Regions from separate parts of the Homo sapiens genome. Here all the other regions are linked to region 1. A link is a loop called in an ENCODE intact Hi-C map of the cell type or tissue named here. Cell type or tissue: GM12878. All regions are shown on one strand. Region 1 overlaps PEX5L (peroxisomal biogenesis factor 5 like). Region 2 overlaps PEX5L (peroxisomal biogenesis factor 5 like). Region 3 has its middle 84 kb from the start of LINC02053.

Evidence for each region. Peaks named below come from ENCODE experiments on the same cell type or tissue, not always from the same donor. Only the 100,000 strongest peaks of a DNase experiment are listed, where the experiment ranks them.
Region 2: it touches region 1 in a loop (4-fold over the local background); 2 of 110 quality-filtered maps call a loop at or near these places.
Region 3: it touches region 1 in a loop (6-fold over the local background); 2 of 110 quality-filtered maps call a loop at or near these places.

What each region holds. Positions count from the first base shown.
Region 1 is chr3:179,808,621-179,816,620 of GRCh38, forward strand. PEX5L (peroxisomal biogenesis factor 5 like) reads right to left here. Exons shown (of 15, transcript NM_016559.3): 10 at 7,241-7,384; 11 at 3,181-3,251; 12 at 851-1,048. Among named protein-coding and RNA genes, the nearest start is that of PEX5L-AS2, 86 kb to the right of the region's middle. RefSeq lists an enhancer at 2,992-3,041. In GM12878, a CTCF peak has its summit at 3,182 (motif pointing right); a DNase peak (open chromatin) is centred at 3,211.
Region 2 is chr3:179,878,313-179,886,312 of GRCh38, forward strand. It overlaps PEX5L (peroxisomal biogenesis factor 5 like), which reads right to left. Exons shown (of 15, transcript NM_016559.3): 5 at 1,617-1,811. Among named protein-coding and RNA genes, the nearest start is that of PEX5L-AS2, 16 kb to the right of the region's middle. RefSeq lists an enhancer at 4,897-4,956. In GM12878, a CTCF peak has its summit at 4,973; DNase peaks (open chromatin) are centred at 4,189, 5,049 and 7,899; H3K27ac peaks cover 1,588 bases.
Region 3 is chr3:180,325,944-180,333,943 of GRCh38, forward strand. No RefSeq gene overlaps it. Among named protein-coding and RNA genes, the nearest start is that of LINC02053, 84 kb to the right of the region's middle. RefSeq lists an enhancer at 3,323-3,382. In GM12878, a CTCF peak has its summit at 3,398; DNase peaks (open chromatin) are centred at 3,408, 4,681 and 6,908; H3K27ac peaks cover 3,127 bases.

The DNA of each region.
Region 1 (8,000 bases):
CATGAACTATTTTGTTGTACACGGATACAGACTGTGCTAAGTAAGGTCTTCACGAGGCGAGTTCTGTTGACTCTATGAGTGCCAATGTGGAAAACCCCACAGCTAAGTTTCCCAAGGCCTCAGTGAATAAGGATTTAACATAAGGATTTATTGCTGATAGAAAACAAAATTTCTAGGCCGGGCGTGGTGGCTCACGCCTGTAATCCCAGCACTTTGGGAGGCCGAGGCGGGCGGATCACGAGGTCAGGGAATCAAGACCATCCTGGCTAAGGTGAAACCCCGTCTCTACTAAAAATACAAAAAATTAGCCGGGCGTGTTGGCGGGCCCTTGTAGTCCCAGCTGCTCGGGAGGCTGAGGCAGGAGAATGGCGTGAACCCGGGAGGCGGAGCTTGCAGTGAGCCGAGATTGTGCCACTGCACTCCAGCCTGGGCGACAGAGTGAGATTCCGCCTCAAAAAAAAAAAAAAAAAAAAAAAAAAAGAAAACAAAATTTCTAGAAGACGAGACTTTCATTTTCCCCATTCCTAATTCTCAGGCTGGATAAAACTTGGAGCATTGGTATTTATTATACTTCACCTTGGGTGAATTCTGTGTCCAAAGCATTTGACTTTAAAATGTGGCACTCAGATAAATGTCTGTGAGTGCCCACAATGTAGATCATGTGCCCGAAGGTTGGCCCTGGTCTAAGCATTAATCTTTCTAACGAGTGATGCTCCTCCAGCAGAATACTGTCCTGCAAACCATTCTGGAGTGGGTGGTGTCTAGGGTGTGAGGCTCATTAGTTGCCCTTTAGGTGATTCATTGTATATATGGGTGTTTACTGCCAGCTGTAATATAACGAGAAGGATACCTATCAACTGGGGACTTAGACATCCGCCGGGTGAGGCCTGGAGATCCCTTCTTGCTTTTCACAAGGTATTTGTACTTTGGATTTTGCTTAATCCAATTCTTCAGAGCGTCACAGGCATCCTGCTGATGGCCAGTGTTAGTATAACTCACAGCCAAGGCCATCAAAGCTTTTAAGTTGTTGGGCTGTAATTCTAAGCACCTGAAAAAAAAAAAGAAGCCAATTTCAGATTTTTTTTTGAGCCACAATCTAACAGTTCTTCAGAAAATGTGGGGGGTCTTTATTAACTAAATACTGCAAAAGCATTGGTAAGCTTGCTTATGTCAAGTTCCTGGAAAGCACCATATTTATCCACATAAAAATGGAGACCTCAGCATATTTTTAAGAAAGTTAAAACTTACCCTAATGATTGCTAGGTTTGGTAATTTTAATAAGTAGCTTTAAAACTATGTGGCTTATCCCTGCACATGATTTATTAGTGCTTAATCTAATGAGATCTCATGAGAAATAGGGGATATCATTATTTTAATGCTGCTTTTTTTTTTTTTTTTTTTTTTTTTTTTTTAGACAGAGTCTCACTCTGTCACTGAAGCTGGAGTGCAGTGGTGTGATCTTGGCTCACTGCAACCTCTGCCACCTGGACTCAAGCGATTTTCCTGCCTCAGCGTCCGAATAGCTGGGATTACAGATGCCCACCACACCCAGCTAATTTTGTATTTTTAGTAGAGACAGGGTTTCCATGTTGGCCAGGCTGGTCTCAAACTCCTGACCTCAAGTGACCCGCCTGTCTCAGCCTCCCAAAATGCTGGGATTACAGGTGTAAGCCACCACACCTGGCCTCTACTACCAATATATTAAATATCTATTATCCCCAAAGAGAACTGACTTGAATGTAGACATCTAGATATGAAAGATTTTACAGTCTTTTGCAAAGGAGAGGGAAATTCCTGTGTTTTCAGAACTACTGATGTGGGTTTACAGGAGACACAGGCTAAAGCTACTCCCCCTCATTCTATTCCACTGGCCTCTAGCAAGGGATTTTCAAACTGAAGTGCATGTGAATCATCTGGGGTGTCTTATAAAATCTTCATTCTCATCCAGTAGGTCTACTGGGGTGGGCCTGGGATTGTGCAGGTTTGACAAGTTCTCAGGTGATGATGAGGTCTCTGGATAAGACTCTGAGGAGCAAGCCCTAGGCAGGACATAATACCACTCTGTGGTGGGCCTAATCTCCCAGATTATCAGCACTGGGTAGAGAGGTTCTTAATTCTGGATGCACATTACAAACACCTGGGAGTTTTAAAACTATTGCTGCTTGGTTCCCAGCCCTGATCAATTAAATGATCATCTCTGGGCTGTGCTTGGGCATTATTTTTCCCCTCCAAACGATTCTAATGTGCATGTGTATACAGGGTTAAGAACCACTGACTCAGAGCTCCAGATGTGGAGTTGGGAGATGAGGGTTCAAGTTCTGTCTCTGTTACATACTCTCTGTGTGACCTTGACCTTTCCTGATCCCCAATTCTCTCATCTGTAGGAAAAGGCTCTGAACGCAGGGCCACACCCCAGGCACCGTTACTTCATCAAATACCAACAGAATCTTGAAATCTAGGATTCCAAGATTGTAAAGCCCTAGAATTGCAAGAGTCTAGAATTCTTACAATCTGATATTCCAAAGCTATAGGATTTATACACATACATTATGTATGTACATTCATATAAACACCATACATATAACATATGGAATGTATGTGTGTGTGTGTGTGTGTGTGTGTGTGTGCATATGTATACGCACACATATATATTCTCTTCCTATAGCACTATATTAAAGGCACTCAAAATAAAAGGTAGGGAAAGTGGAAGTCTATTTGGCAGAGGCTACTTTTCCAGGGTTTAAATAGGAGCTCTAGTCAAGTAGGGTGTAATATTACACACACCCACTGTTCCCATCCCTCCTGCTCCAACGTCATCCAGACCATTAGTCAGTACTCCACTTATTTTTTTTGAAGAATATTTTCAGATGTTTCAGAAGGCTAAAACGTTAAAAGGAACTATTTATTCAATGAGTCTACTTTATGACTGGGTTTAACACAGGCTTTCTCTGGTGCCAGTGAATGTCCATTGATTTGTAGATAGTAAGACATTGTTAGGAACATGACTTCATTCTAAGTTGTTTTTCAGAGCTAAGTGTGAGTGATATGCGGTATCTCAGCACTTATCCTTTACAAATTCTTTACACTGTACTTCAGTAAAGATCAAAAGACAAATCTGAAACAGGAAGTTCATTAACAAGTATCCACCAGGCCCATGATTTTGCACTTAGCTTCCTTTACCTCTGGAGGGCGACAATAGCTGCTTGTTCATTTTCATTCTCCGCCTGGGTTATCCCGAGGAACTGCCATGCCTACGAAAGACAACTGATGTTAACATTGCAAGATGAAGCAGAATTACTCATGTGCTTCAGTTGGTTTGTTGACCTGTGATGGATCCCCTATGCAGAGCAAGCTGTCTCATATGTGAGCGCTATATAAAAGGGAAAAATATTGTATGCATTTCTTCATTCAAACTCTCTTGTGACACCTGGCTCAAGATCCTCTGTCATTATTTCCAAATTCGTTCAGTATTTATCCTTTCCTATAACCCAGTGCGATGGAAACCTCTGAATTTCTGAGATTTCGTTATATTAGGTATCTTAAAACCAAAGGATAAATATATAAAATTATACGATTGTGAGGAAAAGGGGTGGAAATATAACCCAGAAATGTAGCTAAATGAAATTTACAATAAGGAATCTCAAGATGTACAATATTAACTTAGCTTGTATGAATGAAAGTCACTTACTAGAAGAATTCACAGGAGATTTAGGAACTAGGAAAAGCAAAACAAACAAAATCTCCCATGATGTGTTCATTCCTCTAAGGTAATCACTGTTAAAATGCACAAAACATATAACACAATCATAATGTAGACATAATTTTATAGTCTACATTTATACATTTCATCGTACCTTAAGCCCTTTTTCATGTTTTTACAAAATCCTTGTAATTTTTAATTTGGATTTTGTTGAATGGCTATTCCATTATTTACTCAACAATTCCCTTATTGCTTTAAGTTGGTTGCAATTGTTTGCTATTGTAAATAATATGAAGAACATCTTCAAGCAGATAGCTTATGTTTTTATATCTAGAATTAAAGTTTTTAACACAGCAAATTTTTCTCTGTATACTCATAAGAACAATAACTCTCACACTGTTATAAGAGTAATACACACAAGCAGAAACCTCTCATTACACACATTGTCTTCAAATTTGCTGGGGGTGGAGGTATATTAGGGTCTTAAGGTTTAAAAATGTTTGGGGAGTGTGTAACTCTCCTTCCCAAGGCTGGGAGAGTTACACACTCCCCAAAGACTCTTACACACTCCCCAAACATCATTTTAGATTATACCGTTTTAAAACAAAACTCTATGAAAGCACAGTTATCTTAAAGTGCCATTTGAATGGTTTTGGCTTTTCCTCTCATGGGTTATAATTACATATACCTTATAAACTCATAAAAATACTGATTATTCCTCCCTCCAAATATCCTTGATTCTTTTAAATCTCTTAAACATACAGACAGCAACCTCTATTTTGATTTCACCTTTCATATATCTTAGAATGCTTCTTAAGAAAAGATTGATGAAATAGTCTTTCTCTGGGGACGTTTTTCTAGCCTTTGGCCATGGTGTCATTTTCACTGTCTGCAGTGTTATTACTTTAACTTTGAGGTCTCCATAGGTTCAGAAGCCCTGGGTCCTTGTCTGGAATTTGTTAGTTACCACAGGCCCTCATTTTCTTATTTATGAATCTGAGATCGTAATATGTCCTTAAAAAAATCTTCCAGGGCTGTTGTGTCAAATAATGTAATATATTTGAAAACGCCTTGTAAAATACATAGCATTTATGTAAGATGACATTATTATTTTTAGGGGGTGGCCTATAGTTTCATATTAGTGTAATAATTTCCTCTTCTACAACGAGAATATATCTTTCATTTTATTTATTTTTGAGACAGGGTCTTGCTCTGTCACTGAGGCTGGAGTGCAGTGGCACGATCTCGGCTCACTGCAACCTCCGCCTCCTGGTTCAAGTGATTCTCCCACCTCAGCCTCCCGAGTAGCTGGGATTACAGGCATGAGCCATCCCACTCAACTAATTTTTTTTTTTTTTTTTTTTTTTGAGACGGAGTCCCGCTGTTTAGCCCAGGCCGGACTGCGGATTGCAGTGGCGCAATCTCGGCTCACTGCAAGCTCCGCCTCCCGGGTTCACGCCATTCTCCTGCCTCAGCCTCCCGAGTAGCTGGGACTACAGGCGCCCGCCACCGCGCCCGGCTAATTTTTTGTATTTTTAGTAGAGGCGGGGTTTCACCTTGTTAGCCAGGATGGTCTCGATCTCCTGACCTCATGATCCACCCGCCTCGGCCTCCCAAAGTGCTGGGATTACAGGCGTGAGCCACCGCGCCCGGCCATTTTTTTTTTTTTTTTGTATTTTTACTAGAGACGGGGTTTCCCCACGTTGGCCAAGCTGGTCTCGAACTCCTGGCTTGAACTGATCCTCCCGCCTTAGCCTCCCAAAGTGCTGAGATTACAGGCATGAGGCACCACGCTTGGCCTATCTTTTAAAAATTCTAATATTTTGGTTCAGAATTTCAGCTTTCAGTTCAACCCCATTTCACTGTAAGCCTTTTGAACAAGATATTACAAGATTTAAGTAGTGATCAGTTTACTCATTCTTCCTACATAAAGTACAACCAATAATAAAAATGAAGGCTAAATATTGATGTGCCAGGCACTGAGCTGAGCACTTTATTTGTGTGCACTAATTTAATCCTTGCAACACCCAATGAGATAGTTACTATTAGGATTTCCATGTTACAGATGAGGAAACTGAAACTTAGAGGGTTTAACTGATTTGCCCCAGGTCCCATGGCTAACAGGTAGAACAGGGATCTGAACCTATGCAGTTGGGATAGCACAGCCTAGATGCTTAACCACTATTCTACATTGCATTCTCAGCACCAGTATATATACCGGTCGCTACAATTTCTGCAGATTCCCTTGGGAATATTCTTTATATGATGATTCCTGAAAATTACAAATGAAAGAAGAAACCATTATATTGACACTATCTTATGATAGGCCTTCACAGGTTTAGGAATCTAGGGGATTAGGACTGCAGAAGCTTTTTGGTGGTCTCCCAGCCTCTGTCTCTAATCACTCTTCTCATCTCGGAGAAAGGGGTTTTTCTAACATGCAATCTGTTGGTATGTCTCTCCTGAGTACAGGCCCCTAGTGGTTTCCCATGGCTTTCAGATGAATTTCAAATTCTTGCCTATCTCTTCTTGCCTTCCCTCTACCATTCTCTCCTCCCCTCTTCCTCTTAACAGGATGCTTCATGCCCCTCTGCCTACCCACATAGCGCTCTCTTGTAACAAAAACTTGACTCCCCTATTGCCTTTAATTCCTGCCCCCACCCTGGCTTCACTTGTGCAGAAAGGCTGGATGCTTTCTAGTCTCTCAGCATCCTGTGCACACTCTGACATTGCATTTATTACACTACATTGATGTTTTTACTTGTTTTCCCAGATAGACCATAAAGATGTTTTCCACCTGATATGTTTTCTCAGCTTTTAATAGTTTAAGCCAGGACCTGGTCTAATTTTTGGAACATAGTATGTGTTCAATAAATGTGGCGTGAGTAAACCAAGGGTGATGTACAGTGTGACACAAGAGCCAGACATCACTATATACTGTCCCTTGAAAACTACCGCTATATACTGTCCCTTGAAATCTACCGCTGGGCGCGGTGGCTCATGCCTGTAATCCCAGCACTTTGGGAGGCCAAGGCCGGTGGATCACTTGAGGTCAGGAGTTCGAGACCAGCCTGACCAACATGGTGAAACTCTGTCTCTACTAGAAATACAAAAATTAGCTGGGCGTGGTGACAGGCACCTGTAATCTCAGCTACTAGGGATGGTGAGGCAGGGGAATCGCTTGAACCTGGGAGGCGGAGGTTGCAGTGAGCAGAGATTGCGCCATTTCACACCAGCCTGGTTGACAGAGCAAGACTTGTCTCAAAAAAAGAAAACTACTGATAAGCCTTCAGGTTGGTAATTTTGATTTTTCTTTTCCTGCCCCCAATCTTTATTTATAGGCACTGTAAACACTGCCAATTAGAAATTTGGTTAGAAAACGGGTACTTATTTGTAACTTTTAAACAAGTAGACTAAGCTAGGTTAACTCCTCTGGGAACCTTTACTTGATGAAAAGCTGACCCAGCAGAGTTCTGTGTTATCTGTCCCTTGTTAGCACATGCCCTTTCTGAGTCTGGCAGAATGAAGGGAGAATGACACCTCTGCATCTCCAGGGTCCTGAAGAATTGCTGCTTCCATGAACAGGATGGTGACTGGCAGATCCCCTTCCTTCAGCCTTTTTAAGCCTTCTTCAAATGCTCCAGGCCAGTCCTTGAAGGGGTTTTCAGTGTGAAAGTAATATCCCTGCAACACAGAAAAAGGCCAGTGCATGAGCCATTGATTTCTCTTCTCATTCTCACATTCAATAAGTTCTCATTAAAAAGTCAGGAAACAACAGATGCTGGAGAGAATGTGGAGAAACAGGAACACTTTTACACTGTTGGTGGGAGTGTAAATTAGTTCAGCCATTGTGGAAGACAGTGTGGTGATTCCTCAAGGATCTAGAACCAGAAATATCATTTGGCCCAGCAATCCCATTACTGAGTATATACCCAAAGGATCATTCTACTATAAAGACAAATGCACACATATGTTTACTGCAGCACTATTCACAATAGCAAAGACTTGGAACCAAACCAAATGCCCATCAATGATAGACTGGATAAAGAAAATGTGGCACATATACACCATGGAATACTATACAGCCATAAAAAGGATGAGTTCATGTCCTTTTCAGGGACATGGATGAAGCTGGAAACCATCATTCTCAGCAAACTAACATAGGAACAGAAAACCAAACACCGCATGTTCTCACTCATAAGTGGGAGTTGAACAATGAGAACACGTGGACACAGGGAGGGGAACATCACACACTGGGGCCTGTTGAGGGGTCGGGGGCTAGGGGAGGGATAGCAACAGG
Region 2 (8,000 bases), 70 kb after region 1:
ACTATTGGATCTCTGTACTGGTCTCCTTGCCTCTATTCCTTTCTCAATAAATCCACCAGAGAAGGATTTTTCTAAAATAGGAACTGTTGCTGTCATTCCTCTTAGCAGAACCCTTCAAACATCATCTCTCCTCCCCCAGTCTTCAGTGCATGACATCCAAGGATTCCTATGATCTCACCACTAGTGATTTTCAGTCTTTTTCTCTCACTATTCTACCATCCTTGAGTACTACTGAAATACGTATATTTACTTAAAAAGACATCTTTCCATGTTTATCTATTTGTGTGTGAATACCTTTCCTTTCTGCACCAGGGATACCCTGCTCTGTTCTCCCCACCTTTCTCCTGATCTATCTTGAATCTGGCAAATTCCTATGCATTCCTCAAACCTCAGCTCACATAGTACCTCTTGTAAGACACCTTCTCCCACTGGCTGGAGCAATGGCATGATGTGGAGGCTCATGTAGTAACTGATGTGGGTTTTCTTTCATTGCTACATATAGTTAATATTTTATTATAATCATTTAATCATTTTTCTATCTCCCTACTAGACTGTAAATTTGCTAAGGCACAGAGAGCTTATATTATTTATCTTTGTATTCCTAGCACATAGTTTGTGCTGGGAATATGGTAGATACTCAGAGAAATGTTTGCTGAACAAATGAATAAATTAATTCATGACCATTTAACATGTACATATCATAATAATAAGTGATTTCATATATTCCCATTTATTCCTCACAGCCTTATGGATAAGCTATGAATATGATCTCCTTATGAATGTATATACAATATTCACCTCCCCACACATATACATACACACACAGCAGTCAGTCACAGCCAGGGAAGATTCATGTTCCTCTTGGCTTTCTAAGATACCTGTCACTGTTCTTTCTCTTGAGAAAGGAGAGCTTAATGTGTCTGATTCCAGGAGCTGAGAATTAAGCTGTCCTTTCTCAGAGGAGGTAGAATACAGTGGAAAACATATGGGCTTTGAGGTTGACTAGAACTAGGCTCAAATTTCAACTGTTCTTCTTATAAACTGTGAGATCTTGGGCAAATTGCTTAAATTTTGAAACTTGGTTCCTCAGATGTTTCAAAGAGTTGTGATAATTTAATGAGATAATATATGTAAGTAATGTACTGTGGTTCCTAGGCATTGTAACCCACCATCAAATGGTAGCTGTTATTATTGTATGGCATGTATTCCCAAACACGTTTGTGACATACTGTTTCATCTGGCTGCCCCTGGGCCTTGCATTAGAGTTCGTTACTCACAAGTCCCTCTTTCTCATCCTGGACTGAGTGCTCCTACAGAGCAAGATGCACATTTTATCTTTATTTGTAACTTTAGTGCCTAACCTGGCACCCAGCACCTATCTATAACTCAATATTTGTGGGTCGAATAAATAAATGAATCAATCAGTTATGCAAAGTTGAGCTCCCCAATTGCTGTACAGTTCAAGCTCAAAAGAAGCTATGTCCTGTCCAGTTTCCACCATGGAATGCCTTTTCTACTCCTTTGTTCTCTGTTTAATGCCATTGGTGGAAATTTCCTCTTGTATCCACATCAGCAGAGCAAGGTTGAGCATCCATAGCCGCAAGCGATTGCCTTACCTAGATCTAAGGATGAAGTCTCCGGGACTCTGAGAGGCTGGCCTCTCTGCTCAGCATCCGTGCTGATGAGGTCAGATCCATCGGCCTTTTTCTTGAGGGATGAGGTTTTTGATGAGGGCTCTGACTTCTTGGCTTTGGTTTGGGTTTGAGAGACTGGTTCACTCAGGTCGAGGAGATCTAAGCCAGTGGTCAATACTACCAGAAATGGAAGAGGTTAAGATAAGCCCATTTACTACTCTGAAATTATTTAAAATAGGTTTCAGTTGGGTACAGAAAGATTTTATGTTTGTAGGATAGGTTAGAATAAAATTACGTTAGCTCATCATTGATTTATAGAGACAGCTTGTTAGACTGGGATGTTTGCTGCATGTTATTCTTATAGTTGGTATGGCACAAATTGGTAAGAAAGGACTTAGACCAGCCTCAGCAATGATGAAGCTTTGAATGAAATTAAAATGATCAAACTGAATCTGAGTTCAGGTGCTATTTACTTTATTGCTTTGCTTTATTTATACTGAAGGTTATTTTAGATTGCAATTTCCCAGAGAGGAGTCAATCTACCATATTCAGAGATTTAGTGAAGGTTTTGAATGTCTTTGTGTTTTAATTTTAAACAATAAAGTATATGGGGTATAAAGCAATGCTGTTAATCATCTTTTATTTAATTAAGCAGTTCAATCAGAAAATGGCATCCTGTTTGGGTTCACCCAAGAGAGGTATTTTATAATCCATAGTTGATGAATAGGTACACATGTTAATGCCTTTGCTGTTTAGTATGCAAATTTGAATTTCAATGTAACTAACTATAAAACTGTTACACTTTTACTTCCTAGCAGGTTGATTACATTGCATTAAATACTCTAATGAAAGCAGAAATAATAACTTGTTCAAATGCAAATAAGGCAAATGAGAATTAAAAAAGCAAGTTTTATAACCTTAGCTTCTTCCTTCTTTTACAGTGCACGTAACCAGTGTTTGACTAGCTCATTGTGAGAGATAGAAAATTCAAATTGGAGAAGGTCCCTACAGCTCTACCTTTCCACCAGTCCCTGCTGTTTCACTGGCCCTGGCACTGCACTGGAGAGACTAGCTTCTGAGCAAGATCGGTGGCTCCCTGGCCTGGAATCTCTTCACCCAGCTCACGTAGGAAAGCCACAGAAAGACAAAGAAACCACTTGCATTAACCCTTTGTGGCAGTCTACAACAATGACTGCAGCACTCCTCTTTAATCTCCAAGCTTTTCCTCTAGGTGGGGGATGGATTTTTGCTGATGTCTCAATACTCTTCTGTCTGCTTCTCCCTTGTACTCAAGGCAGGGGCCGGGCTCCATTGAACTCACAACCTGGATTTCTTTAGTAGTGCATGGGCTTCATGAGTTAACCATTCCTATGGGATCTTTAGGATGGTGTGTCAAACTTTACTCTTAATAATCTTGCTTTCTGATTCCAATTCCAAGTCACAGTGGTTGGATGTTGTTGGTGAAGTGGAAACATCTGGCTCTGTCACGGCTTAGTGTGTGACTTGAAGTAAGTTTCTTGATCTCTCTGAGTTTCAGTTTCCTCATTTGAAAATGGGGAATTAATTGTCTTTTAGGGATAAGATGAGGATTAAATGATCTAATGTATGTAAAGTGCCAGGCATACAATAGGTACTCAATAAATGTGATTTCCATTCTTTTACAGCCAATTTGTGATTTTTTCTATCCTTTTTGTTGTTGTTGTTGATGTTCTCCTATTTTCACTGCTCCTTTTTATTTGAGACAAGAATCAGATCCATACACTGACAGAAAGAGAAAATGCTACTGGGAATAAAACTGAAGATGAGACAAAGATATTGGTTCTACAGAGGATCCTATGAAGTAAATTTATCATAAAGTGGCCTGAAAGTGTCAGCTTATCTCAACAGAATCTTCCTGAGGCAATAGGAACCACTTCCCAATGCTAAGATGCCCTGAGATACGAGGGATGTTTTGGGGCTAGGAAGTACTTGAACGTGGAGGGAAAGAAGTGACATTCAGAACTAAGCTGCCTGGCTTTATGTCTAAAATGTAAGCATGGCAGACAGCCAAAATAGGCTAGAATGCCTCACATTTTATATCCACTGAATGGTCAAATAGAAATTTCCAGACCACTATTATGTTGGCAAGGAGTCTAGGCCCAATGTGATGTCCTTATAATGGAGGAAAGGAAATTGATGGCATAATATAGAATGCCATATACATCTTTTTACTAATTGTACAAACAATTAAGAGTTAGTCACTTGCTCCTAGACTTTTAGAAGCAAATTATAAAATTGTCTACTTGAACATAGGAAGTACATTTGTTATGGAATAACAGCTGGCAAGTACTAATTTAATTCTATATCTTCTTCTCACATTCAGAATAAATGAATTACTAAAAGGGTGAACTGTGAATTCAAACTTGGCTCAGTAAGGTTCTTTCCCCCTCCAAAGTGTCCTGGGCAATTCCTGTATTTGTTCTGAGCTCTTTGTCCCTTTGTTCTTTTTCTTGCAAATGTGAAACAAATGCTTGGCACACACAGAAAGCCTAATTGGTTACCCAGCTGATGAAGGAGGTGGCTTGGAGGTCGAATGGCCAGCTTTGAAGCTGGGAAAGTCCCTGCAGAGTACGTTTTCAAAAGGAGAGAAGGGTGGGTGTAGCCTTTCACTCTCTGGAGAAAGACAAATCACATTTTAGCATGTGTGTGTCCTTTAGCTAAGATTTAAAAGTAAGAATCTTATTGCTCCACACAAAGACAGCCCTGGTATGGTAGGTGGTGTCTGCTCTGCTGATTTCTTAAATCCTATTTTAAAGATCCTTCAGGCACATGAAGTTTTGGGTTTCAGTATCTGTGTGCTTAAATTAAGAGCACCAACCGGTGAGGTGTGTTGGCTCATGTTTGTAATCCCAGTGCTTTGGGAGGCCAAGGCAGGAGGATCGCTCGAAGCCAGGAGTTTGAGACCAGCCTAGGCAATATAACAAGATTCAGTCACTACAAAACAATTAAAAAAATTAAAAAAAATTAGCCAGGAGTGATGGCTATCACCTGTAGTCTCAGCTACTCGGGAGACTAGGTGGGAGGACTGCTTTAGCCCAGAAGTTTGAGCCAGCCTGGGTGACAGAGTAAGACCCTGTCTCTAAAAAAAAGGAGCACAAAGGAACAAAGGATAATCTCCTCTTACAATGAACGTGAAAAGTGTGTGCGTGTGTGTATGCACATGTGTGTGTATGCGTGTGATAGTGTAGATCTAATAAAATACCTTCAGGGTGTAATCTTATTGTCACATATGCAGACTTTTCTCATGGACCACATGTCAGTCACCACTCACAGCTTCATAGGCTGTGGGATCCCACTGCCCAGAGGATGTCGCTGACTTCACTTCTATTTGCTGTAGCAGGGGGATTTCCAGCTCAGTTGCTTCTGAGCAGGCTATGTTTTGCCAGTCACCCTTGTAGCACTTTGTCCTGTCTTCTTCACTTTAGTTCAGCTAATCTATTTTGGTGTCCTGATGTTCCGTGAATATTGTGCATAAAATAAGGCAGCACAGGACAGTGGTTAAGACTGTCTGAGTTTGACTGAGTGCAGTGGCTCATGCCTGTAATCCCAGCACTTTGGGAGGCTGAGGCAGGCGGATCACCTGAGGTCGGGAGTTCAAGGCCAGCCTGACCAAAATGGAGAAACCCCGTCTCTACTAAAAATACAAAATTAGCCGGGCGTGGTGGCACATGCCTGTAATCTCAGCTACTCTGGAGGCTGAGGCAGGAGAAATTGCTTGACCCTGGGAGGCGGAGGTTGCGGTGAGCCAAGATCATGCCATTGCACTCCAGCTTGGGCAACAAGAGCAAAACTCCGTCTCAAAAAAAAATGTCTCTCTGAACCTTAACTCTGCCCACTAAAATAAGGATAAAACTATAAAGTATTGGATGAAGTGCTTATCTACAGCTCTTGGAACAGCACTATAAGCATAGTCATGATGCAAATAAATATTTATCGCTACTAGAAGATTCTACTGAAAGCATTCATGCTTGACACAAACTGTAGATATATGAGGTTGGAAATGATTACAAAAACTATTTATTGAAAATATACAATATGGTAAGTGCTTATGAGTGTTTCCTTACTTAGTCTACATAACATTTCTGTGAAAAAGGTATTCTAATTTTACATATGAGAAACTTGAGGCTTGGCAATATTAAGTAACTTGTCCAAAATCACACAGCTGGTGTGGTAGAAAAACGCCCCCCTCTAATATGGCCACATTCTAATCCCCAGAACCTGTAAATATGTTACCTTGACATGTCACATGGCAAAAGGGACTTTGCAGATGTAATTAAGGATTTGGAGACTGAAAGATTAATCTGGATGATCCCTGTGGGCCCAATGTAATCACAAGAGCTCTTATAAAGTGCAGTTAGGGGGGTCAGAGCCAGAGAAGGACATGGAGACCAATGTGAGAGAGAGAGCTGCTGCTTTTGAAGATGGAGCAAGGAGTCATAAGCCACCAAATTGTAGGTGCCCTCTAGAAGCTGGAAAAAGCAAGGAAGTGAATTCTGTCCTGGAGCCTCCAGAAGTAATGTAGTTCTATTGACATCTTGATTTTAGGATAATAAATTTGTGTTGTTTTAAGCCATTAGATTTGTGGTAATTGTTACGGTGACAATAGAAAACTAATATAACTGGTATGTCAGTGTTTACACCAGGATTCAAATACAGGATACAGGTCTCATCTCTCCATAGCCTGTGTTCTTGCACAGTCCTCTCTAGACTTTATCTAAACCTTAAGGCAGGGTGCTGACTTTATTGATAAGGCTTTGATTCATTTGTTTGTTTAGCTTCTAATTATTTGGCAGTTTGGATAGTCCAAGGAATGATTTAAATAGTTGGCAGTCTCAAAAACTTTTGTTCTTCAGATAATCTAATAGAACTGGGTGGAAAAAAATTATAATTTAGAACTTCTATGAGGCAAAAGATACGTTCTTTTAGGGTTCATAGAGAAAAAAAATCACTGACCGACCTCCAGAAGAGGTAAATATTTCCTAAATTTTTTTTATTTTGTATTGATTTATATAAAAACTAGATTTCTTACGAATTAAAAATATATAATATTTTTGCCTTGAGATATACGCTTAATATTAAAAACACTTATCAAATAAGAGTCTTTCTTCAGGATAAAAATCTGTGTGAACCAGGTGCACTGAATAATGGAGGTGGGAAAAAATAAATCCCCAGTCTCAGAACACTATTTTTCCAGACCCCCTACGTTGGAGAGTATTATGGATTGAGTGGTCTATGTAGAAGTCCTAACACTGAGTACTCAGAATATTACCTTATTTGGAAACAGTTTCATTCGAGATATAATTAAACATGAGGTCATATTAGAATAGGGTGGGCCCCTACTTTAATAGGACTGGTGTCCTTATAAAAAGGGGAAATTTGGGCCAGGCGCGGTGGTTCACGCCTGTAATTCCAGCACCTTGGGAGGCCAAAGTGGGCAGATCACAAGGTCAGGAGATTGAGACCATCCTGGCTAACACAGTGAAACCCTGTCTCTACTAAAGATACAAAAAATCAGCCAGTCGTGGTGGCAGGTGCCTATAGTCCCAGCTACTTGGGAGGCTGATGCAAGAAAATCGCTTGAACCCAGGAGGCGGAGGTTGCAGTGAGCCGAGATCGTGCCACTGCACTCCAGCCTGGGTGACAGAGCGAGACTCCGTCTCAGAAAAAAAAAAAAAAGCGGGGGGTGGAAATTTGGACACAGAGACAGACATGCACACTGGGAAGCACACATGCAGAGAAAACACCACATGAATATTGGAGTTATGCTGCCATAAACCAAGGCAGTACCAGAAATTAGAAGAGAGGCCTGGAATAGATCCTCACTAAGCACGTTCATGGGGTGCATGGCCCACCTGAAAGCATGATTTTGGGCTTCTAGCCCTCAGAACTGAGATGGTAAGTTTCCATTGTTGAATCAACTCAGTGGGTGGTACTTTGTCACAGCAGCCCTAGGACTAATACAGAGGGCAACATTGTAGATATTGGGATTGCAAGAAATTACACATTCTTTTGATTTTTTTCCTACAGTATTTCACAGGTCTCTCTTCCATATGTTAGAACAATCAAGCTGAAAAGAAGCTTTTGAATCAAATCTTATATTGCTCTCTCAGGGTGGATCCTTTCTAAGTGACTTAGTTTTCCCATCAGTGAGAATTGGAGCATGAAGAGGAAGTTTGCAGTGCATACAATTCTCACTGATTCACCTGCAATTGGACATACAAGGTTATCTGTATTTTCCTGGGGTAGTTCTCGAGTTTTGAAGGGGCCAGCTCTTGTTTCACGGATCAGAGGAATGAACCTCATCTGATAGTATGTGAACTTGTTTAA
Region 3 (8,000 bases), 520 kb after region 1:
TCCTTGCCTGAATAAGCCATATATATGCTTTTAAACAAAAGTATGAAATTACCCATATTGTCTCAGTGAATCTGCTGGTGGACTCCCAATTGACAAGACTGAGCAATAAAAAAAATTTTCTTTCGTTTGAGTGATAGCTGTGACTCACCCCACCCCACTTTCTTGTTTCTGGTCCATCTGATGAGATGGATGCTTTGAGGCTTCTGAGAAGCCAGACCCTGGAGGCAACATGCTGCAGTCACACCCTGTTGAGTGAAGAGCACTGCAAGACAGGCCAGGCTCATGGCTTGGAAGACAAACCCCACACGCACTTAAGAGGACGAAAACAAACCCCATAGGAAGGCCCTCTCCTCCTCCTCTTAGGTAGTATTTATTTTCAGCACCTGTTTGATGTAGTTTTTAAACCTCTACCTATTGTACTGTTGTGACTCACTGGCCATTGTTTGATTTTTTTACGAAAAAAATCTTTGTTATAGAAATCAGCATACCATTTTTTTTTAAATCTGGAGAGAAGATATTCTGGTGACTGAAAGTATGGTCAGGTGTCAGATATAAATGTGCAAATGCCTTCTTGCTGCCCTGTCAGTCTCAGTACATTCACTTTATAGCTGCTGGCAATATTGAAGGTTCCTTTTTTGTTTGTATAAACTCTAATTTCTATCAAGGTGTCATGGATTTTTAAAATTAGTATTTCATTACAAATGTCTCAGCATTGGTTAACTAATTTTTGGCAGGACCATTATTGATCAAGCAAATAAATTCAACAGCCACTTGGGAAAAAGAAAAAGAAAAAAAAAAACAGATATTCATCACAAATCTCATTGTTAGCATAAACTCTCTGGCGTGGTTCAAGGTCTCCTGTATATAAAGACACTCTTATCAGACAAGATAGTCCAAAGCCTCAGAGTTTATCTTCCAGGAACCAGTTGAGGGACAGTGTTTTCTTTAAAATGTGAAGGGTTGGAGTACCACAAGCCTGCTGACTTAACCCCTTTAATGCCTCCATTGTGTCATGATATTTAACTGTCCAACCATATTTTATGATCCTTGGGTATCAGTGTAGAGCATGGCTGACACTGATTTTTTATTTTTATTTTTAGTTATTATGCAATATATATTTGAGTTAATTTTTATTTTTAGTTATTTTTAGTTATGCAATATATGAGTTATTTGCATTATTATGTGTCTTCTATTCATCATACGTCATATACTAAATACATTGTTCAACTTTTGTTATAGTTTTTCTCTGCAGAGTAACATAAAGAATATCAATTCTTGGCCAAATTCTCATCTGTGTTACAGTGACATATTTTCATAGATATTTCATCTAAGATTGTGCAGCTAGAGCTATAGAGTGACATTTTTGAAGAGAAAGTGGGGATATGAAATATGTACAATGCCCATTTGCACTGTGAAACTAGAAAAAATAAATTTGAAACCTCAGCTGTTTCTGAGGCCTGATGAGTCCCCCAACTATTTTGAATAAATTAACTTATTAGGTTGAATGTTGCATCTGTTTTGTGTCAAGTGGAAATGTGTAAAACAAAAAACTCACTCCCATTTTAAGCAGCCAATTAATATTTTTAAAGTAAGAAGAAACCCAGAATGAGCAGTTTTGTAGATATAAATATACAATACACCTTGACTATCAAACCAGTATCAAAGCTGAAGAGCGTCTGGAGTGAAGAGCAGACTAGTGTCATGATACAAGCATGGGACTCAGTGTCAGGACTCCTGCTATGGCAGGGACGATGTTGTGTGTTCACATCTGTAGGAAGAAGACCACATTTTCCCTGCTGTCCTGATAGTTAAGAATTTTTTTTTTTTTGAGATGGAGTCTCACTCTGTCGTCCAGGCTGGAGTGCAATGGTGCAGTCTCGGCTCACAGCAACCTCCATCTCCCAGGTTCAAGCAATTCTCATGCCTCAGCCTCCCAAAGTAGCTGGGATTACAGGTGTGTGCCACCATGCCCACTAATTTTTGTAGAGACAGGGTTTCACCATGTTGGCCAGGCTGATCTTGAACTCCTGACCTCAGGTGATCCACCCACCTCAGCCTCCCAAAGTGCTGGGATTACAGGTGTGAGCCACTGTGCCCACCCAAGATCATTTGGTTAATTCTTTCCAGTAGAAGCTAATGCATCACTTCCATCTGAGGCAGTTTAAAGCAGGTGGAGAATAAATACCCATGTTCCATAGGGTAGGACTGCCTGACCCCTACTAGACTTCATAAAGAAACAAACAAACCTTTGTTGTATTAAAGCCACCGAGATGTCAGGCTGTTTGTTACTGCAGCCTGGCTTATCCTAGCCTGGCTGTTGTACCTGGGTCATACCTCCAACTCTCCTGTTAGCGGTATAACCAAAGGCACGATACTTTGGCTCTTTAGCTTTTAGTTTACTGAAATTAAAAATGCAGTTTAGGCTAGTTCTCTGTACATTTCCTCTTAACTATAAACGCTCATGCAGTTGGTTAAAAGCAGGAGCCCTGTAGGTTTTTTTCCAGGATATGTCGCTTATTGTCTGTGATGTTAACCTCAATTTTCCTTATCTATAAAGTAAGGATATTAATACCCGATACAGAGCATCATTTTTAAAATTACACACAAATTACATTTTCCTGGCATATTAAAAGAGTTCTAAAAGCGAAAAATAATTATATCCATGATAATAAGTATGCTGTTAAAAAAAGTTCACAGATGAACCATAAATTTTGTTTTCTAAACATCCTTGACTCAACAATGGCATTGCTAATTGAAGTAAGTGCCTATTTACATCTCTCATTCTTAAACTTTTTCCTAACAAAGAAAAGGTAAAAAAGTTGGCCCTTACATTATGGTCCTGCAGTCTTGTTTGTGACAACAAAACATAATAAAACATAGTTCACCATAGTTCATGAAACTCTCAGAGCATGAAGCAAAAAGCAAAGAGTGCTCTGCGAAGGTGTTCCATAGTGTCAGCACTGACTTTGATGATAAGGAAAGAAAGAAAAAAAAAAAGTGTTATATTTCCCCAGAGTGCTACTCCCAACTGTGAGACAAAGTCATTTTGAATTTCCTTGAATCTGTATCTAAAAGTGCCTGTTTTCTATCTGAAGAGGATGCTTATTGTATCTTTGAGGCAAACAGATAAATATTTACATAAAAATTGTGTATTACAACTACTTTCAAAAACATTTGAATGATGAATAGACAGTGTGCAAGGTGATCTGTGGTCTACTGGGCATTGTTGCCAGCCCCTCTCCACACTGCCTCTACATCACAGTAAAAAGTCAGAAAAGTCAGAACTGTGTTTCCCAGAATCCTGAACCATCTGAGTAAAATTCTGATGAAGAGAAGCACTACGGCTTATTTGGAAGGTGAAAGGGAAGAAGCCAGTAGTCTCTAGTGGCAGCATGAGCAGATGCAGGAAGCTAGCAGAGGCCTCTGGACAAACTTCTGAGAATCATTCACTATGAGACCCCAGTGGACATACTTATTCATATCTATTTTTCAAACTGAAACTTGACGAATATAGGTGGTATTAGTAATATAGGGAAGTACCTAAGATTTTCCTAGTACTATTTACAACAGTAGATTAGGAATAAAAAAATTAAAACCTATTAAAAGATCAGCAAATTTTTTAATCGTTCTCTTAAAATGTATTTCAAATTGTACTCAAGAACTTTTATTACAATTTAATTCTCTTTCAATGATATATGACATTCTTTATCTTTCTTTCTCTTTAAGCCTAGTGTTATTTTTGTACTATTATAAAATCTCATAAAATGAAACTGGAAATAATGAATACCCACCAACAGGAAATTTAAATTATCTTTTACAATTGTATTTGACCTGTCTTTACAGATTCTTAAAGGTCCTTTAGTAGAGATGGGATATCATAGAGACTAATTTTTCGAGTATTTTCCCAAGGTCCCTTAGATCTTCGAATTAAATCAAGAAACATGTATTGAGCACCTATATTATCTGTGTACTCTAGAAACTTAAAATGCAGTTGGCAAGACAAATACAATCAAAGAAATGTAGGAAACAATAACATAGATTTAACTAATACTTTAAGGCAACAGTAGACGAAGTGTTGCAAAGTAATGGATGATTCATTGCTCACATTATTTACCAAAAGACTCAGAGAAGCTGTATAATCCTCCCATGAACACTTCCCCAGCCTTAATATCATCAGCTCTAAATATCTGATGGCCTATTTTTAAAAATTCTGTTCAGTATTTTGGCACAGGATACCAAAGCCCATCATGCTGGAAGATGCAAAGGCTTATAGCATAATTGTTAGTTAATGACATAATCAATTTTTTCTTGCCCAGCTTTCCTCCCTTTCCGCACCTTTTTCATTAAGGTGAACTGCAGGATCTCCAGTTCTTATTTAGTTGTTAATTACAGGCAAAGAAAGGACAGGAAGGAAACCTCAGTTATAAACATAGAAGGAAATTAATTTGATTACATTAGTTTGAGTGTCTTATAGTTCATGAGAAACCATGACTGAGGAGCCATTCTAAAAATTATCTTCAGCTGGTGTGAGATGTTACTAGGAAAGGTCTCCAGGCTTGACAATGAGCTATATATCAATGACAAATTAAGTCAAGATTGTTCAAGACCCAGAAACCACCTACCTGTTAATATCCTCTTTTGTGGTTAATTCCTCTTTTACCTTTCATGCTTCTATTTTGGACTTTGGTGGTGAGCCTTGACTTTATGGACAAAACTTCACCCATTAGTGGACTGCGGACACCACTCTCATTACATCATAGTCTGAGAGAAAGGGTCAAATTAAAAGAGGAGGAAAATAAAGAAGGCTGCAAAATCTGCTCTGGTTACACCAACTCACTTGACCTCCCTTTTTCCATATACTCAAGGCATTTTTTATCTATTATCTATCATATATCTATTTATCTCTTTTAAACCTTAATGATAGGAAGTATGCTTATAATTGAGTATAGGACAAGCATGTAAGTCCCTTGAGATCTCCCCAGTTCTGTATTCCTTCCACTTGCTAGTTCTATTCTTAATTTCCAAAATTAATCCAAATTTCAGGAAGGAGGGAATTTAACTCAATGCCAACCCTCTGGGGCTTGCTATCTGGGAAGTAAATAGTTAAAATAGAAGATTTTCAAGTCATTCTCTCCCATCTACAGGACACCTCCAGGGGGAAAAGGACAAAAGCTGACCTGGTCAAATAGCCATGTAAATAAGCTAAGGATAATACCTCATAGCAGACAAAATAATGAGTATTTGCTAACAGCAGTCCTCATCTATAGCAGGATATACCTGCTATAAGACTATTTACGGTAAGCATACCTGGAATCTATGGATTTACAGACATGGGATCCCGGAAAATGTCATATAAAGTATGTAACTGAGTATAAAGTAGAGATGTTTCATGATCCAAACAGCTGTTCCTCCATAAATTTCTTAATTGCATAACTCATTAGAGATCTTATATATTAATCTGGGCCCTGAGCCCATCCTGATGCAGCAAGAAAAGAACCTTGTAAGGTTCACTGACTATTCCAGATTTCTCCTGCTTCACTATGACTCATGATAATTTGTATCCCTGAAATCATGAATAAAGCTTGTTCCTAGGCAAAATCTCAGATTCATGTGGGTCTTTATAACCCAATTCTTTGTATTATGTCACCACCCAATCATACTTATCACTTTTTTAACTGCAGTCTTGGTCCCTCCTTGAAGAAAAATCTTCTACTTAATTCTCAGGATTTAGTCCCTTCTCTATATTCCAGTTCTGCTAACTAGCTCTCCTGTTCTCTGTTGGCTGAAACTCTTAATGAACATGTTGAGGATCTCAGACTGTGTAGGACTAAGGCCTGCATTTTTCATGCCCATCTCTACCAGGGACCTGAGTCTTGTCTTGAGGCCTAGTACAATGACTGTTGACTTTTGTGTCTGTGGAAAGATCTGACTGGCTTGAATTACAGGCTTGGCTCTAAACATAGCATCCATTCCCAGAGTTTGTAGGCTCTGCCCTCTCTTTTGTATCCCAAGTTTTACCCACATCGAATCCCTTATACATTGCATTCTCCAGAGGACTTTGGAGAACTGTGGTGCCACGTTCTGGTGTCTCCTCAACAGCTGTGGATGGCCTTCTCTCTACCTCACTGCTAAGAGTAATTTTAGGTTTGTCCTTTCTTATTCTGCCTCTGCCATGCCCTAATATGGGACACAGACTGTATCTAATCATTAATTAATATCTCACCTCATTCATAAAACACAATACTCAATAATTGTCTGTGCACAGACAGCAGATAAAGAATCCATATAATGACTATAAATTACTTACTTATACTCTGTGTGCATCAGGCACAGTGTAAGAACATTGTTGTACACAATTTTAAATCTTCAACAAATATATTGAAAATGCACCATCATTTTAGTAACGAAGAAAATGAGACTTACAAACATAGTTTTATTCAACTGCATATTGAGAATTCAACAGAAACAAGCAATGATCTGATTTAGGGCATAAAGAAAGATGCTGCAGTGCTCCTGGAGTCCAGCAGCAATAGAGAAAAGAAAAGCATGTGACAGAAATCATGTCATATCAATTTTTTTCCTACTTCATCTAAATTCATTGTGAAGAGCTTCTCACCATTGTTCAAACTGCTTTGTTTTCTCTTCACTTTTTTGTAAGACATAACGAAAAAAATTAATTTAATCATTGGCTACGTGGTTTTCATTTGGAAGGTACAAATTAGACGTCACATAGCTCAAGACCCACCTTAAGAAAATTATTTACATTTATTTACCCTGTAGTCCTTTCAGTAATGGGTTTGCACTTCTACGCATAACCTAATTCATAGGCTACTCAAGTGAGAAGTTTTATTTTTACACTTAGCCACTGAAGAGAGAGCAAACTTGACAGAACTATCTTTAAAAATGAAAATGAAAATGTACTGATCATTAGTCAAACAAAAACATGACCTTTTAAGCAGACAAATGTAGAAATACATCTACCCAAATCCTTCTGGGGCCTTCAGCAACCTCAGAAGATTACTTATGTCCCTAGACAACATATTTTTGCACCAGATCTTAATCCTCTGAATGATCTCTGTCTGTATTTCAGTGCCCAGGAAATACACAGTAGGTGCTTATTAAATGTTTCTTAAAAAATACTTTTCAACTAAATTTAAAACATATCTTTTGCCTGCAGAAGAGGAAAGGAAAAGGGTGGAACAGTCAGAGCAGCAATAAAGGTAAGAAATGAACTCTTATAATTTCTCTTTTATTCTGAGTTCCTGTATCAACTATTAGGAACAATTCATTTATTCAACAAACATTTTTTAATATCTGCTTATGTGTTCAGAGGGCAATAAGAGGTGACAGGACAGACACTGATCTCTGTCCTTTTGAAACTACTGTGTACTGGGGGAAACAGCAAACTATGATGAAGATTGAGAAGGAAAAGTTCTTTTAATTGTGATGTTAGGGTGCCGATTTTAGATCTTTCCCACTTTCTGATGTGGGTTATAAATTTAAGGCTATAAATTTCCCTCTAAACACTGCTTTAGCTGTGTCCCACAGATTCTGGCACGTTGTGTCTTTGTTCTCATTGGTTTCAAAGAACTTATGTATTTCTGCCTTAATTTCAAGGATTATATATCACTCTACTACAAAGACACATGCACACACGTTTATTGCAGCACTGTTTACAATAGCAAAGACTTGGAACCAACCCAAATGCCTATCAATGATATACTGGATAAAGAAAATGTGGCACATATACACCATGGAATACTATGCAGCTATAAAAAATGAGTTCATGTCCTTTGCAAGGACATGGATGAAGCTAGAAACCATCATTCTCAGCAAACTAACACAGGAACAGAAAACCAAACACCGCATGTTCTCACTCATAAGTGGGAGTTGAAAAATGAGAACATACAGACACAGGAAGGGGAACATCACACGCCAGGGCCTGCTGCAGAGTGGGAAGGTAAGGGGAGGGATAGCACTAGGATAAATACCTAATGCAT